2 separate regions of the Homo sapiens genome follow, and region 2 is linked to region 1. The links are chromatin loops, found by intact Hi-C in ENCODE. Cell type or tissue: right lobe of liver. All regions are shown on one strand. Each heading gives the region's core, and the rest is flanking DNA. Links, peaks and the distances in the headings are about the cores only. Region 1 overlaps NINL (ninein like). Region 2 overlaps GINS1 (GINS complex subunit 1).

Region 1 (4,391 bases), core at 304-4,303:
GCCAGGCACGTCCTGGCACCTGCTTCAGCCGCCCTGCCATGGTGCCTGCCGCCGGCCTGAGCAGGGCGTTTGTAGCCACAAGTGGAAAGCAGAGCCAGGAATACCCAAGGCGGAAAAAGCAAACACGACAGAACGTTAGCTGCCGCTCCCTTGAGCTGAGGGTCTTAGGGTGTGTGTGACTCTATTTTTTGTTGTTTCAGTAAAATGCCGGCTGTTCTGTGCTTTGAAGTTTATTAGTGTATTCTTCACATTTCTGTGGGGAGGAACACCCCGCTCTGGAAAGCTTTTTGGCTTTAAGCCTGAGGGCTGCTGTGGGGACCCCCTCCATCTCTCCACGCTCTTCTTGGTGGCATGAGCTGCAGGTCAGGCCTCATCGCAGGGAATCCCAAGGCTCACATCCTTAAAATAGATTATTTCAGAGGGAAAAGGGCCTTGTGCCCTGGCCTCCACAGCAGTCCCCATGAAGGGCCTGCAGGGGACTTGCCCCTGCCTGTGTCTGACACTTTGTCCAGGAAGAGGGGTTCTGTCTAGCCTGGGCCTACGCACCCCTGAGGCAGAGGCAGGAGGACCAGGCCATTGACAGCCCACCAGAGTTGCGTGGGATGGAGGAGGAGCACCCCTCAAGACGCAGAGACCTTGGCAGACAGGAGGGGCAGGTGCTGCCTGGGACAGCCATGCTGGGCTAGGCCCTGGATCAGGGAGGGAGCAAAGAGGTGTCTGCTTGGGGAAGTCCCTCAGCCTCTCCTGCTTACCAGGCTTGCTGCTTCCAGAGCCTGGACTTCAGCGTGGACGAGAAGGTGAACCTTCTGGAGCTGACCTGGGCCCTTGACAACGAGCTCATGACAGTGGACAGTGCCGTCCAGCAGGCAGCCCTGGCCTGCTACCACCAGGAGCTGAGCTACCAGCAGTAAGAGGCCACAGGGGACTGGGGAACGTGGCAGTGTGGCTGGCCAGGTGGGCCTGGAGGGGGGTCTGGGACACAAAGGACACCAGTCAGCTCTTATCCACCCCACATGGCCAGTCCTGGGGCAGGGCTCTGCACACTGTCTGTCCCGTGCTCTCTGGCCCCTCAAGCCGGCGCTCGCAGAGGGACAGGAGCAGAATCTAGCCACGGAGCATGGACAGGTGAATGGCAGCCGCTCATCCGTGTTTCTGGGCTGGGTGGGGCCTGAGGACCTGTGCCGTCTGAGTCTACACAATTTAAGGCTCGCTGGCTTTCCTCCCACTTGTTGAGGTGCTTGGGATCTGTATGTTGGGGGCCCCCACTGAGCCCTTTTCATTGAGGTTTCGAAGGGACAGACATGAGGTCCCCCCTCATGCTGGTGCAGGCGCTTGCCAGCGCCAGGTGGGGTCCTGCCGCTGCCTCTCGCGCCAGGGGGCTCCCAGGCTGGGCTGTCAGCAGGAGGAAGGAAAGGCGCTTTTCAAACGTGGTCACAAAATGCCCCGTGACGTTGGGCTGAGAACCCATTCCCTTTTAATTGTGTCTGTTTGGTTTGGCTGACCATTCAGGCCATCCGTCTGCTAAGCAGATTTGCAAAAAGATTGTCGTGGTGTTTTTGTCAATGTTCTGAAGCTGCAGAAAAGATTGGCAGAAACCACAATCTCAATCCTAAAGACTGCATCTGTCCAGGTGCAGACAGCGGAGCCGCCTCTGGCCTCAGGCAGCTCTGCAGATAGAACTGGAGAAAGGCTTGCCCAGGTCCCTCCCCTGGCCTTGGGACAGGGAGGGAGAAAAGCTCCTTTCGTGGGGAAACAGTCACTGGAATAGCAGGTGCCACCAATGATTTACACAGTGCCTCAGCTGGGTCAGGGTGGCCAGGCAGAGCTGAGACCACATACAACCACTGCGTTGTGCTCTGGTGACTCACTGTGTGCTCACTAGCGTGCTGGGATGCCCATGCAGGGCTAACAGGTGGCCATCCTCCCCGCCACATGCCCGTTACTGAATTAGGTACTTGCGATCCACGCCCAGCTGCCGATGAGAGGGCTCACAAACCAACTCCCACATGCCCTGGGGCTGCATAAGTGATATGGCATGCTGTGGGACTCCAGGCTCAGTCTTCCTGGGTTAGAAACCACCTAGAAACTTTCCTTGCCAAGTCACGTGGCCCCTCTCTCTCAGTGTACACATCTATAAAATGAGCATAGCAGTTGTAGAAACTGCCTTAGGAGCAGGCTGGTGGAGCAGTGCCCGCTGTATAGTTGGTGTGCTAGTTTCTATCATTGATGCAGATATGGGGCCCAGAGCCACCTGGCATGGCGGGTCAGGCCAGCAGTGGGGTCCCATCTGACCCTGTCTCCTTCCTGTGGCAGAGGGCAGGTGGAGCAGCTGGCAAGGGAGCGTGACAAGGCAAGGCAGGACCTGGAGAGGGCCGAGAAGAGGAACCTGGAGTTTGTGAAAGAGATGGACGACTGCCACTCCACCCTGGAGCAGCTCACGGAGAAGAAAATCAAGTGGGTTCTGGGCCCAGGTGGTGGATTCTTACCTGGGCCTCCCCAGCCCCTTTGAGGGCAGGTAGTGGACACAGGGCTGCCAGGGGCCAGAGCTGCGGGTGTGGCTCAGTGGAGACCCCCCTATTTCACCTGAGTCAGGGGGAATCCAGGGGGCACAGCCTTGAGAAAGCAGCAGAGCCCTGCTCTTCCTGGGGTTGGTGCAGTGCCTGGCCCTGGCTACGTCCCCATGGGCCGAGGAGGTCCTGCCTCCTGCCCTCGCTTTGCTGGGCTCTTCTCACATAAGCCAAGCCTTTCGGCCCCTAGCTGCGTGCCTGTGATGCAAGAGGCAGGTGGCTATGTTGCAAGGACTGGCAATGGTTTCCTTTTGGCCCAGCAGGTAGAAGGAGCCCAGAGAAGGAACCCAACTCCAGGTATCACAGCTGTAGTGACCCCGATGCGGGGACAGTTGTGTGGAACAGTGGCTGGATAGACCAGAGAAAAGGATTTCTGATTTGTTTTTATTTTTGTTTTTGTTTTTGAGATGGAGTCTCCCTCTGTATCCCAGGCTGGAGTGCAGTGGTGCCATCTTGGCTCACTGCAACCTCCGCCTCCCAGGTTCAAGCAATTCTCCTGCATCAGCCTCCCAAGTAGCAGGGATTAAACAGGCGCCTGCCACCACACCCAGCTAATTTTTGTATTTTTAGTAGAGATGGGGTGTCACCATTTTGGCCAGGATGACCAACTCCTGACTTCAAGTAATCCACCCCCATCAGCCTCCCAAAGTGCTGGGAATACAGGTGTGAGCCACCACGCCTGGCCTTAGATTTCCGATTTGTTTTGTTTAAGGATACAACCACCGCACTGGTTCACAAACAGAACATCTGAGGAAATTCCGCCCAAGAGGGTGTCCCAGGCTCAGGCAGGGAGAGGGGCTTCTCTACGTCATTGGTGGGGCACATGTCTGCCTGGGCTGAGCTGCTGTTTTTCACCTGAAGTTTGCGCATGCCTGGAGGGTCCTCCGGGGTAGCTCAGGACAGGCTTTCCTGGCTCTGAGTCACAGCTCTTGGGCAGGGGCAGCAAGACATGGCTGGCCTCCCTGCCATTCTCCCTTGTCAGTGGGTCCTCTGCTGGCTCGGGAGGTCTGCCCGAGGCTGCAGTCCTGGCCCTGTTGTCCCCACGCCCTTGGGTTCTTGGTCTGCAGGTCGGCCCACCCTCTGCATTGCACAACACAGACACAGCACTCGCTGCCATGGTCCTGGTGGTGGTGGCTCAGCTGAGCGTGGCTAGCAAAGAAGAGCTATGCGCGATGGAGCCACGTGGTGTGGCACCCTCCAGGGATGCGGGCGGTTTGCTTGGGGTGCTGCGGAGTCCCCAGGGTGAGCCTGCAGATGGGAGCCTGGCTGCTGGCCACATCGCATGTTGGAATTGTGCCAGCTGCACTGCGGGCTGAAGCCTGAAGCTGCTGCTCCTTTACCAAAGAAGCCCTGAGCATCTTTGTCGTGAACCTGGGGCTCCAGGGGTTGAGGGGCTACTGATGGGTCCGTGGCCTCTGGAGAAGTGAGTTTGGTTGGTGAAGACAGCTGTGGTGTGTCTCCTGTGTGCACCAGGGGTCGCCTCACGTAACAGCCACTGGGACCAAATAGGCCATTTATCCCCATTGTTCAGCCAAACAAACTGAGTCCTGGAGCAGCTCAGTAACTGGCCCAGTCCCGCAGCAGTGAGCGTGCGTGTGTGAAGCTGACACCCAGGTCTCCCTTCTCCTGGCCTTACACTGTTTCTGGGTCAGCCGAAGGCCACTGGTCAGCTTTCTGGGGAGCAAGAGCCTCAGGTGGGAGAAGCATGAGGGCAGAGCCCAGCCACTCTCCTTCAGGCCTTCCAGAGCCAGGCACAGTCCGGGGCCAGCTCTAAGGCCAGTGGGCGCCCCCCATCTCCATAACCCATGTCCTCAGGGTTTCCAC
Region 2 (4,391 bases), core at 70-4,069, 72 kb after region 1:
CAGCTACTTGGGAGGCTGAGGCAGGAGAATCACTTGAACCTGGGAGGTGGAGGTTGCAGTTGAGGTGAACCTGGGAGGTGGAGGTTGCAGGTTGAGCCGAGATCGCGCCACTGCATCCAGCCTGGGTGACAAGAGCAAAACTCTGTCTCAAAAACGAAACAAAATAACCCCAAAATATTTAGTGTTGGTGAGGATGTGGAGAAAATGGAACCCTTGCGTAATGTTGGAATGTAAAATGGTATGGCTGCTGTGGAAAGCAGTATGACAATTCCTCAAACATAGTATTACCATATGATCTAGTAATTCCACTCTGGATATATGCCCCCCAAAATTAAAAGCAGAGTCTCAAAGAGATTTATATATCCACGTTCATAGCAGCATTGATCATAAAATGATAGCTAAAATAAAGAAGCAACCCAGTGTCCATAGATGGATAAATGGATAAGCAAAATGTGGTATAGCCAGAAAAAGGAATATTACTCATCCTTAAAAAGGAAGGAAATTCTGGGCCAGGCGCAGTGGCTCACACCTGTAATCGCAGCACTTTGGGAGGCCGAGGAGGGAGGATCACCTGAGCTCGGGAGTTCGAGACCAGCCTGACCAACATGGAGAAACCCAGTCTCTACTAAAGATACAAAATTAGCCAGGGGTGGTGGCACATGCCTGTAATCCCAGCTGTTTGGGAGGCTGAGGCCAGAGAATCACTTGAACCCAGGAGGCGGAGGTTGCGGTGAGCCAAGATCGCACCACTAGACTCCAGCCTGGGCAACAAGAGTGAAACTCCATCTCAAAAAAAAGAAAAAAAAAATTGTGCAATGGTGCAATCTCAGCTCACCGCAACCTCCTTCTCCCCGGTTCTAGCGATTATCCTGCCTCAGCCTCCCAAGTAGCTGGGATTACAGGCATGTGCCCGGCTAATTTTGTATTTTTAGTAGAGACGGGGTTTCTCCATGTTGGTCAGGCTAGTCTTGAACTCCCGACCTCAGGTGATCCTCCTTCCTCAGCCTCCCAAAGCGCTAGGATTACAAGCATGAGCCACCGTGCCCAGCCGGAAATTCTGACACAAATTCTTACCACAGATACCACAGAAATGAACCCTGAAGATATTACGCTAAGTGAAATAAGCCAGTCACAAAAAGACAAATAACTTGTCATTTGTAGCTTCTCAGAAATTATTCTCTAACGAGAACAAAAGAAAACAAAAAGACAAATACTATATGATTCCACTCACATGAGGTAGTTACAGTAGTCAAAATCAGAGACAGACAGTAGAATGGTGGTTGCTGGGGGATGGGAGGCAGGGGTATTGAGAAGTTATTGTTTAATGGGTAGAGTTTCAGTTTTATAAGATGAAAAAAATCTGGATATGGAATGGTGGTGACAGCTGCAAAACAATATGAAAGTTGCAAAACAATATGGAATGTTAAACAATATTTAATACCACTTAAATGTACATTTAAAAATAGCTAAGATGGTAGATTTTATATGTATTTTATTATTTAAAAAATAGAAAAAATAAACAAAATGAAACAAAAATACCTCTTGTTTTGACTAATCCACCAACTTGAAAGACATTTGCTTTTTTTACTTTCAAAATTTAGCATTGATTTTCCATTTTGATTTAACTTTGTTTTGACATTTGTTTCATTTTACTTTCAAAATTTAGGGACTGATTTTCCATTTTGATTTAACTTTGTTTTGACATTTGTTTCATTTTACTTTCAAAATTTAGGGACTGATTTTCCATTTTGATTTAACTTTGTTTTAGTAATAGCTAAAACATTTATAGGGTTCCATACTCAAAACTATTAAAACAGGTATATTCAGAAAATTATAGCTGTTCCATCGTATTCTGTCATCCCCCTACAGGTAGCTTGTTTGATTTGGTCTATGCTTCTTTTCTATTTTAATAGAAGCTAACACATATTCATATACTCCTCTCTTCTTAAAAGGTAGCACAATTTACACATTAAAGAAAAATGCATTTTAAAAAGATATACATACTTCAATATATAGGCTTTTTGGTGGTTTCATATCCTGTGTAATGTCCAAACCTTCATCTCCTCCCAGTGACCTCATATAAGTAGCAAGAGATCTTTTATAATTATTAAACCACTCCATCTGCAAACATAGAGATGATCATTTGACAAAATTCTAAGAAAACTTGCACACACTGAATATCATCCATTCGAAAACAGTACACATCCCAACACAAATCACTGTTGTGACCATTCATTCATTAATGCTAAAATATTAATTGCCTCCTATGATATAGGCATTGGTCTGGGTACTTACAATGAATCATTCAATAAAGTGAACAAAAATCTCTGTTCTCAGAGAGCTTACATTTCAGCATACTTAATAATAAACCTTAGGAATCTTTGACCAGAAACAGAACCATGAAAAAGACGCCATTTCAGAATTATATCTTCAAACTCTGCATTGATGCTATTTCTGAAAACTATAAAACATTGTTAAGAAAACCCAAATGTCCACCAGCTGATGAATGGATATGTGCCCATATGATGGAACATTATTTAACCATAAGTAACAATGAAGTTCTGAAACGTATTGCCATTACCACATGAAAGACAGAAGGCCACATATTGCATGATTCTACTCATATGAAAAACCTGTAATAGGTAAATCTATAGAGACAGAAAGTAGATTCGGGATTTCCAGGAGCTGGGAGGAGGGAAGAAAATATAGAGTAACTATAAAGGGGACAGGGCTTCTTTGTAGGGTGATGAAAATATTCTCAAATAAGAATGTGGTATTGGATGCACAACAACTCTGAATATACTAAAAACCACTGCACTGTACAATTTAAGATGGTAAACTTCACAGTGTATGAATCATATCTCAGTAAATCTGCTATTTTAAAAAAAAAGTTGAAAACAATGAAAGACCTAAATAATACCATATTCACAGATTGGATGATTCAATATTGTAATAACGTCAACAATCTATAGATTCAATTCAATCTCAATCAAAATCTTAACTTTCTTTAAAATGGAACCTGACAAACTGAGTCTAAAATTTACATGGAAGTGCAAAGGGCTAATAGTTGAAATGCTCTCAAAAAAGAACAAGATGGGAACTTGCTCCAACTATACTATATAGTTACAGTAATTACAACAGTGGAATTGGTATAAGAACAGATAGACTAGCATAACAGAAGAAAAAGTCCTCCCATTCAGAATCCACAGGAATACTGACACTCAATGTATGACAAAGGTGGCACCATGCACACAGTGATGGGAGAGGCAGATCTGTTCAATACATGGTGCTGGGTCATCTCAATATCTATATTCAAAATGAAGCATGCCTCCTGTAGTATACACAAAACTTAATCCCAATACTGTAGATCTCTTTGTAAAAGGTAAAATATAGCTCCTAAAAGATTACATAGAAAAAAGGCCGGGCACGGTGGCTCACGCCTGTAATCCCAGAACTTTGAGAGGCCGAGGCGGGTGGATCATGAGGTCAGGAGATTGAGACCATCCTGGCTAACATGGTGAAACCCCGTCTCTACTAAAAATACAAAAAAATTAGCCAGGCGTGGTGGCGGGCGCCAGTAGTCCCAGCTACTCGGGAGGCTGAGGAAGAAGAATGGCATGAACCCGGGAGGTAGAGCTTGCAGTGAGCTGAGATCATGCCACTGCACTCCAGCCTGGGGGCAACAGAGAGACTCCGTCTCGGAAAAAAAAAAAAAAAAAGAGAGAAGAAAAATATCTTGGGAGGCTGAGGTAGGAGAATGGCTTGAACCCGGGAGGTGGAGCTTGCAGTGAGCCAAGATTGAGCCACTGCACTCCAGCCTGGGCGACAGAGTGAGATGCCGTCTCAAAAAAAAAAAAAAAAAAAAAAAAAAAAAAAAAAGAAAAGAAAAATATCTTAATAACCTTAATAACCTCTGGGTAGGCCAGGCACGGTGGCTCACTCCTGTAATCCCAGCTTTGGGAGACCAAGGTGGGCATATCTCTTGAGGCCAGGAGTTCAAGACCAGCCTGGTGAACATGGTGAAACCCCACCTCCACTAATAATACAAAAATTAGCCGGGCATGGTGGCACACACCTGTAGTCCCAGCTACTCCAGAGGCTGAAGCAGGAGGATTGCTTGAACCAGGGAGGCGGAGGTTGCAGTGAGCCGAGCTATGCCACTGCACTCCAGCCTGTGCGACAGAGTCAAACTGTCTCTCAAAAAAAACAAAAAAAAAACCAGAAATACTATTCAGCATTAAAAAGGAATAAGCTCGGCCAGGTGTGGTGGCTCACACCTGTAATCCCAGCACTTTGGGAGGCTGGGGCAGGTGGACCACCTGAGGTCGGGAGTTCAAGACCAGCCTGACCAACATGGAGAAACCCATCTCTGCTAAAAATACAAAAAATTA

Evidence for each region. Hi-C counts contacts between places; a loop is a spot of excess contacts. Peaks named below come from ENCODE experiments on the same cell type or tissue, not always from the same donor. Only the 100,000 strongest peaks of a DNase experiment are listed, where the experiment ranks them.
Region 2: it touches region 1 in a loop (5-fold over the local background); 1 of 110 quality-filtered maps calls a loop at or near these places.

What each region holds. Positions count from the first base shown.
Region 1 is chr20:25,494,726-25,499,116 of GRCh38, reverse strand. It overlaps NINL (ninein like), which reads left to right. Exons shown (of 24, transcript NM_025176.6): 9 at 771-907; 10 at 2,314-2,454. Among named protein-coding and RNA genes, the nearest start is that of NINL, 89 kb to the left of the region's middle. In right lobe of liver, for the core only: no CTCF peak of the experiment used is centred there; a DNase peak (open chromatin) is centred at 2,766; H3K27ac peaks cover 376 bases.
Region 2 is chr20:25,422,941-25,427,331 of GRCh38, reverse strand. It overlaps GINS1 (GINS complex subunit 1), which reads right to left. Exons shown (of 7, transcript NM_021067.5): 5 at 2,005-2,121. Among named protein-coding and RNA genes, the nearest start is that of GINS1, 17 kb to the right of the region's middle. In right lobe of liver, for the core only: no CTCF peak of the experiment used is centred there; no DNase peak of the experiment used is centred there.